Regions from separate parts of the Homo sapiens genome. Here region 1 is linked to region 2. The links are chromatin loops, found by intact Hi-C in ENCODE. Cell type or tissue: Caco-2. All regions are shown on one strand. Links, peaks and the distances in the headings refer to the core of each region. The heading gives the core; the rest is flanking DNA.

Region 1 (4,385 bases), core at 245-4,244, 170 kb before region 2:
TTGGTCTCTGGACTCTTCTTGCAGCTTTATTCCATGGTTCGAGGTCCACAGCTTGACTCCCTTGGGGGTTTGGGTGCCAGGGGAGAGGGCTGCCCCCCAGGCCCTGGGCACGGCGGTCACTTTCTCACTGCCTCCTCCTTTCCCTGGTCAGGTGGTGCTTCCCACCCTCCCTCCCTCTCATCTTCCCCCATGCCCCTCACACACTTCCCTCTCCTCAAGCCTCTGACTTCCATTAGCCAGAGATGCCTGGGACATGGAGCCAACCACATCTGCCAACTCTCATGCCCAGAGCCCTGCCCTGGGGCCTGAATGCAAGTCCAGGGATGACCTTTGCCCTGGAAATCACTTGTGGCCTCTGTCTGCTGGGCATAGGGTTTACCGCACATGCTGGATGTGGGTCCAGGTCTGCACTCAGCCTGGATGACCAATGGCGGCCAGGGCCAGGAGGGTTCTCCAGGCATTGGGAATAGACTAAATGGAAACTCGGCGGCACCCAGCACCCCATGATGGCGAGCTTGGCACACCCCTTGACGCCAAACAGTGTGCCCCACATGATTCAGTGTAAGTTGAGGAGGGAGGGCCTACAGGCAGTGGCTGAGAGAAGGGGGCCTGCAGGCTGGGGGCAGAGTGGCTATGCCCTCCCTGGAGGGTCCGTGGGGGATGTGGAATGTCCTGCCTATTGCTAACTTGCTTCATCTCATGGCTGGCCAGACTCCAGGACAAAGCCCTGGTGGAGTGGAGGACAAGAGCCATTGGCAGTGCAGGCCCTTCCTTCCCTTCCTAGGCCCCAGATCTCAAACCCACCTCCCCACTGAGGACCTCAGGAGAGCGCCTCATCCCCTCAGCCAGATCTCCAGCACCCCAAACTCGGCCATGGCTACAGAGACGCTTCTTCCCAGGGTAGGAGTAGTAGTCTGTTTTGCGTTGCTACAAAGGAATACCTGAGGCTGGATAATTTATCAAGAAAAAAGGTTTATTTGACTCATGGTTCTGCAGGTTGTACAGGAAGCATGGCACCAGCATTTGCATCTGGTGAGGCCTCGGGAGGCAAAAGTGGAGCAGGAGGGGTAGGGGCCGTGGCGGACTTTTTCAAACGATCAGATCTCATATGAACTAACAGAGCAAGAGCTCACTCATTACCGCCAGGAACGCACCAAGCCATTCCTGAGGGATCCGCCCCACGACCCAAACACCGCCTGCCAGGCCCCATCTCCAGCACTAGGGATTGCATTTCCACCTGGGGTTGGAGGGGACAAACAACCAAACATCCAAACAATATCAGCAGGGATTCTTTGTGCTAACTACCTGCTTAATGCTTAGCACTCAGCTCCAAGGTCTCTAGCTGAGTGGAATGGTTATGATTCAGGGGTCTTCCCTGGGCTAAGGGGCATGGGAGCAGCCTATGAGTCCTGGAGCCCCCAGACACCCTTGAGTGGGCTGCTGAGCCCACCAGGCCTCCTGGCACTCTACAACACATGGGCCCGAGCAGGTGATGTGTGGCCCATGCTGGGCCTGAAGGACCTAAGTCCCACCCCCTGTGCCCAGGGCCTGGGGGGCAGCCCTCTCCCCTGGCGTCACTGATGGTGCTGTCTTAGGCCAGAGTCTCCTCATCTGGAAAATGTGGCCATGACGGGACATGTTCTGAGGCTTAAGGGTTTGTAAATGCCTGGTGCAGGAGAGGTTCCACTGGCACAGAAGCACGGGCCTACAGCTGGGGCTGAGCACTTAGGCCTGTCCTGATATGCGGACACTCAGTCTCCCAGGCTGTGGCCACCGGGTCACAGAGAGCCCGCCCTTCCTCAGGCAGGGCACAGGCAAGGCGGCTGTGAGGGCCGCCACTGGAGGGCGTGCTGGTCCCACTCCAGCCACCCCAACGCAAGGGAGGCTTTCATTACTGAAGAAGTGGGAAGGAGGCGAGCCCGTGTCTGGCCTCTCGCAGGAGCCCCCAGCCCCAAAGCAGGGCTGGCGTGTGAGGCGCAGGTAACTGCAGTGCAAGCGGGATCCCCTCGACCGAACAATTCAAATTAAGGGCAACTTCCTACCTCTTGCCTTCAGATGAAATCTGCTAAACGATGGCTGCATTTTCCAAAACTGATAGATCAGTTACTTTCCCACGATATTTTTAGTGCAAAGAATGGTTAAACACTGCTCCTCATCAGTCTCAGTGGATCTTGATGCCAGAGGTAGGGTGGGCAGCATGGCCCCCAGAATTCCTGGCCTCAGCAAAATGAGCCCCAGCCCAGTCCTCCAGTGTACAGTTCGGGTAAGGGTGATCGCAGCCCTACCCACTAGGAACACATGGCTGAGCTTTGCTCCCCTGCAAACTGCCTTCCAGGAACACTGGCCAGCCCTCACCCCACAGGCCTAGAACCGGCCAGAAACACTGAGTTCTGGGGGACTGGTGTCCCTGTACGAGCCTTAGAAAGGGTCACCCGGAATGTGCAAAGGGTATACACAGAGGTCCCGCCCAGCCTCTGGAAGCTGCTGTCCTCCCCTGTTGCCAGCATCGCCCGCCCCCTCCCACGCCATCGCCCATGACTTCAGTGCCCCTTTGTCTCCACACCAGCCCCCCTCTTTATCCCCGGACTGTGCGGGGCCTGGGACTTGGTCCATGCTCAATAAAGCCTGACAGGTTCATTGGTCATTCATGTGTCAACCTGAGGCTTGCAGGAGTCTCTGCTGGAATCTTCCGGAAGCTGCCGAACCACCGCAGCAAGGAAGGCCGGGTGAGTGAACAGAGTCCAAACACCGCAGGTTCGGACCTGTGAACCCCGCCTGGCTGCTGCTTGCTTCAGCCCTGTGCAGGGAACAGCATTAGAGCAATGGCTGCACTCTGACGTTGGAATCCTGCCCAGGCCCTCCTCTCATGGCCCCTTCACAGCTCAGCAGGGGTGTGAGCTCCACGCCTGCAGACCCCACGGCTGTCTGCCTCTGCCTGAGTTCTTTACTGCTCCGTCCTGGGCTGGGTTCTGGCTGGAGGTTCTGATCCCACAGGGCTGGGTGGGTGTCCCAAGTGCCCACCGTGCAGCACAGGCTGACACCCAGTGCTGTCGAGAGCCTGGAGCACACCCACAAACACGAGGCCTGGTGTTCCACAAGGACAATGCCATCCCCAGGTGACTAGGAAGCCTAGATAACGACGCCCGAGGTCTTTGCAGCTTTGTGTGGCCTGCAGGGTCCCAGAAGGTGCAGCTGCAGAGGGTATGCCCCCGATGGGAGCTCGAGTCCCATTTGAGAACTTCAGAGGAGCAGACGTGGATGAAAACAAGTGGGCTGAGCCCAGGGGCTGAGGCCCTGCAGATACGAGCTGCAACTCGCTTACCTGGTGTGCAGCCATGAAGCCACAAGCTACAAGGTCCGCTTTTCTAATTGGCGGCATTTGAATCCTTGCACACATCTTGCAACAACAACTCACAGGGTAAAATATAAATAAGTGTGGGCAATTGTTTCTTTTCTGGTTTCCTTCTATTCAGCATGAAGTTGTTTCTAAGCCTTCCAAAAGGGCTGTTCCTACACATCTCTTGTTTCTCCTCCTACACAGGCCGGCCCTCCAGGGTGAGGGCATCAGCTGTGTTAACTGAGCACGGTGCTGGGCCCTTTACTCCATCATCTCACTTTACAAGCACCCTATGAGGACTCTCATCATGGTCATTTTACAAATGGGAGAGCAGGGGTTCAGAGAGGTTAGGTAGCTTCCCCCAGGGCTTACAGCCAGCCAGCAACTTAACTCAGTGTCTGCAGACCCCAGAGCCTACGGCCCAGCTCCACAAATACCGCAGCTTCAAGTCTGTAACTCCAACAGGGGGCATCTGCTCTAAGAACCATTGCCTTGTTGCTTCTGCTGGACATTCCCACCATTAGCAGCACTAAATTGTAAGTAAAGCAAATATGTGCATACTGAATCAAAATTTCCAACTGAACTTTGTTGTAATTTTTTTTAATGCATTCTCACAGAATGTGTTTTGGGTTCTGTATGAGTCCATTCTTGCACTGCTGTAAAGAAATACCCAAGACCGGGTAATTTATAAAGAAAGGGGGTTTATTTGGCTCACAGTTCCACAGGCTGTACAGGAAGCAACTGCTCAACTTCTGGGGAGGCCTCAGGAAACTTACAATCGTGGCAGAAGCAGGCATATTTTACATGGCCCCAGCAGGAGGAAGAGAGAGGTGGGGAAGGTGCTACATATCTTTTTTTTTTTTTTTTTTTTTTTGAGGGAGTCTCGCTCTGTCACCCAGTCTGGAGTGCAGTCATGCAATATTGGCTCACTGCATCCTCCGCCTCCTGGGTTCAAGTGATTCTCCTGCCTCAGCCTCCCAAGTATCTGGGATTACAGGTGCCCGCCACCATGCCTGGCTAATTTTTGTATTTTTAGTAGAGACGGGGT
Region 2 (4,385 bases), core at 76-4,075:
TTGGAAAGACCCACAACAGCATGCCTGGGCAGCAGAGAGAGCTTGCCAAATAGGTGCACATAGGTTGGGGGACATGTGACATTCCATAGGCCTCCTAGATGGACCTTTGCAGCCTGAATTCTAACACCTTTTTTCAAATCCATTGAGGACAAATAACAGGGTTGAATGTACATTTAAACTGGGCAGCTTTATCCTATGCTAGCATCTGGGGTCAGCAGGCATAGAAGAGCAGAGAGGTCAGCAGGCAACAATTCCTGGTAAGATTTGCAAGGAGCTGTAGCATATTTTCAGTACCTGCTTCTCATTAGCAATGACAAAATCCAGCCAGGCCTTCAACTGAGATTTTTTTCCCGCTACATTCTGGTTCAGCAAACTCTAAAATTCCTTCTGCCAAACGCTCTCTTCCTTCCTTCCCCCCTCATCTCTGCTCAATTTCTAAAAGCATAGTCAAGCACTTAAAGGGAAATTTCATCCATATGGGTTGGATTATCTACACTTAACTCATAAATACTGCTCTTTTGTTAAGAGTTATTCCATTGCCAAGTGTCTCTGAACAACAAAATGTTTTTCCAAAAAAAAGTGATAACTGAACTCCAAAAATTAGTATCTGTGTTCACTCTCTCTCCTTACCTAAATTGTATTCGATTTAACCAGCATTTATGAAATTTCCTGAGCTGGATTATGTACCTATTGGGGGTATGCACGTACGGCACAAAGATCAAAGCTCTTTGGTGCTTGTTCTCTAGGAGTTATTGGTCCAGTGAGGGAAACAGCTACCCACCATGGTACTGTGAACCCTGAATGTATCTGAGACAGGTCTCAGCCAATTTAGGAAGTTTATTTTGCCAAAGTTAAGGATGCATGCCAGTGACACAGCCTCACGAGGTCCTGCTATGTGCCCAAGGTGGTCAGAGCACAGCTTGGTTTTATACATTTTAGGGAGACGGGAGACATCAATTAACATATGTAAGATGAACGTTGGTTCGGTCTGGAAAAGCGGGACAACTCGAAGCAAAGGCGGGACAACTCAAAGTTGTGGGAGCACTTCCAGGTCATAGGTAGATGAGAGACAAATGGTTGCATTCTTTTGAGTTTCTGATTAGCCTTTCCAAAGAAGGCAATCAGATATGCCTTTATCTCAGTGAGCAGAGGGATGACTTTGAATAGAATGGAAGGCAGGTTTGCCCTAAGCAGTTCCTAGCTTGACTTTCCCATTTAGCTTAGTGATTTAGGGGCCTCAAGATTTATTTTCCTTTCACAGTAGCCTTATTAATTACGTTCTTAGCATGCTCCTGGCACGTGTGACAAAGGAAGCCACCCAGGGGCAGAGGAATCCCAGAGTCCCTTGAGAATGAGCAAGTTGTTTAAGGCAGCACAGCCAGTGAGGGACGAGCCAGGCCGGCCTTCCAGACGTTCACCATCAGTAAGCTCCTGAGAAACACCTTGGGTATGGAAGGGGAATGCGGGGCAGGGCTGGGGGTGGGGTGTGTTGGGGGGTAGAATTCTGCTAAGCCTAGGCCTACCCCTTCCTGACTTTGTTTTTTCCCTTTGCCCCACCTTCTTCCTTCATGTACACTCAGTAACTAGGGAGTTCTGGACATTGACCTTGTGATTATCTCTTCTCAGCCTAGTCCTGGCTTTGTTTTGTGTTTCTCATGTCATTGATGGGGCACCTCCTAGATCAGGGACAGCCAGTTCTGCAGGTTTGACAATGTTCAACCATAAACACCAGAGCAATCAGCTCTGTCCTGCTGCAAGGCAGGTTCTTTACAAATGACAGAGCAAAGACCTTGGATCTCTCCTGGCACTGCAGAACTTGAGGCTAAAAATACGTAGGAATGATGGGAAGTGTTTACAATAGCCCTTGCCAGAAGCCTAGCAAGTGTGTTTAAAGAAAAATGGAAAAGTGCACTGATGTTCAAGTAACGCAACCAGGCCCCATCAGCTGTGGACTATTGGGAGAGAAATTTCTCTTAGATGACAGGTTTTTAGTGGATACCACATTAGCAATAGTGGTCTCGGTCTAAACGTGGGGACATGCGGACAGAGCAACCCAGAGCCACAGGTCGGTGATCAATCAGTGCTGCCAGGCATAAGGCTGGGTTGGACCGGGGCCTGGTGGGGCTGGTCTCTGAGCTCACTCAGGCCTGTTTCTAGGGCTCTGTTCTGAGCTGGATCCAAGCAGGAACTCCCAGGACTACCCTGCACTTGGCTAGGGCAGCTTAGCTTCAGGGGCCAGGCTAGGTCTAGAATGAATTTCCGAGAGTTCTGCCAGCCTCCAAAAAGGGGACTTGGGGGTACCTCAGGTGATCTCCTGGGTTGCAAGCTCTGGTTCCTTCTGCCCCCAGAAGGGGTAAGGAGGGGATAGGGAGGGACAAGCAACCAGAACACAAATCTATAGAGTAAAACAGAGCCTCTGTGGGGGCCCTGGACACATGCAGCCCTGTTTCCACCTCCAACTTTAGGCCCCCTGGAAAGTTCATGATCAGTTTTTTTGGTTTTTTTTTTGAGGCAGAGTCTTGCTCTGTCACCCAGGCTAGAGCGCAGTGGCACGATCTCGGCTCATTGCAAACTCCACCTCCCAGGTTCAAGCAATTCTCCTGCCTCAGCCTCCCGAGTAGCTGGGATTACAGGCGCCCGCCACCGTGCCCAGCTAATTTTTGTATTTTTTAGTAGAGACGAGGTTTCACCATCTTGGCCAGGCTGGTCTTGAACTCCCGACCTCATGATCCACCCGCCTCGGCCTCCTAAAGTGCTGGGATTACAGGCGTGAGCCACCATGCCCGGCCCATGATCAGTTTTCAATTTCTGCCTATCAAACCCAAATCCATCCCTTGCACATTTTAGGTTTTTGTGTTCTGAATCAGGAGTGGATAAAATGTGGCAGCAGAAAAAAGCCAGACACGAAAGGCCACATGGTACGTGATTCTATTTAGGGGAACTGTCTCTGATAGGCAAACACATAAAACAGAAGGCAGAGAGGGGGCTGCCTCAGGCTGGGGGCGGTGGGGAGGGCGCTGGGGTTACAGCAGAGGGGTGGCACATCTCCTTGGGGTAATAAAGTGTTCTAAAGTGGTTACGGTGGTGGCAGATGCACAACTCTGAGAACAGACTCTAAACCACTGAGTTGTTTACCTTAGGGGGTGGTTTTTATAGTATGCAAATTATATCTCAATAAAAATCAAATGTGAGAGCAGAACTGAGAGAAACAAAATCCAAGCTGAGAGGCCGTCTGCTTCTCTCCTTGTTAAGAAGGTCCTTGGGTTTTTGTTTGGTTTTGGCTCAGCTGGAGGCCGAGGCCGTGTGGGAGAAAGCGAGGAAGCCTGTGGGAGGGAGGCCCACTTCCCCACTGCGGCCCGGTGCCATTTCTCCTTTCCCTAAGTCAATCATTTGGTTTCCCAAGAAGCAGCTAAGTGGCTGCCTGCATAAATTCACCTCTGAAATTGCAGAGGGAAGGGCCCACATGCGCCTCGTTCCTCATCTTTTAACCGTCACTCATTCAACTTGTATTTCTTTTTTCTTTCTTTCTTTTTTTTTTTTTTTGAGATGAAGTCTTGCTCTTGTCCCCCAGGCTGGAGTGCAATGGTGCGATCTCGGCTCTCTGCAACCTCCACCTCCCGGGTTCAAGCGATTCTCGTGCCTCAGCCTCCTGAGTAGCTGGGATTACAGGCACCCGCCACGGTGTCAGACATATCTCATTATACCGTCTGCCCTTTTGGAATTCAGGCACAGCTTACCAGCATTAACATCAACACAGAGACCTTAAGACTGCTAGAGCAGACTCTTTAAGTCTGATAAGAAACATTTGCAGTCTATTCTCTCTGAAGCCTGCTACCTGAAGGCTTTATCTGCTTGATAAAATCTTGGTCTCCACAACCCCTTATTTTTATTTTTTTATTTTTTGAGAGGGAATCTCACTCTATCGCCCAGGCTGGAGTGCAGTGGCACGATCTCAGTTCACTGCAACCTCCTGGGTTCAAGTGATTCTTATGCCTCACCCTCCCGAGTAAGCTGGGATTGCAAGTGTGTGCCACCATGCCCAGCTGTTTTTTTCTATTTTTAGTAGAGACGGGGTTTCACTGTGTGGCCAGGCTGGCCTCAAGTGATCCACCCGCTTCGGCCTCCCAAAGTGCTGGTATTACAGGTGTGAGCCACCACACCCGGCCCACAACTCCTGGTGGCAGATAATTGAATCATGGGGTGGTTTCCCCCATACTGTTCTCGTGGTAGTGAGTAAGTCTCACAACATCTGATGATTTTATAAGGGGTTTCCCCTTTCACTTGACTCTTATTTCTCTCTCTTGCCTGCCACCACGTAAGACGTGACTTTCACCTTCTGCCATGATTGTGAGGCCTCTTCAGCCATGTGGAAATGTGAGTTCATT

Evidence for each region. Hi-C counts contacts between places; a loop is a spot of excess contacts. Peaks named below come from ENCODE experiments on the same cell type or tissue, not always from the same donor. Only the 100,000 strongest peaks of a DNase experiment are listed, where the experiment ranks them.
Region 1: it touches region 2 in a loop (13-fold over the local background); 1 of 110 quality-filtered maps calls a loop at or near these places.

Annotation. Positions count from the first base shown.
Region 1 is chr2:109,514,728-109,519,112 of GRCh38, forward strand. It overlaps a transcript of RANBP2 not described here. Among named protein-coding and RNA genes, the nearest start is that of SEPTIN10, 97 kb to the right of the region's middle. RefSeq lists enhancers at 1,554-1,793, 2,810-3,349. In Caco-2, for the core only: a CTCF peak has its summit at 1,825 (motif pointing right); a DNase peak (open chromatin) is centred at 1,834.
Region 2 is chr2:109,689,293-109,693,677 of GRCh38, forward strand. It overlaps a transcript of RANBP2 not described here. Among named protein-coding and RNA genes, the nearest start is that of SOWAHC, 77 kb to the left of the region's middle. In Caco-2, for the core only: no CTCF peak of the experiment used is centred there; DNase peaks (open chromatin) are centred at 1,699 and 2,092.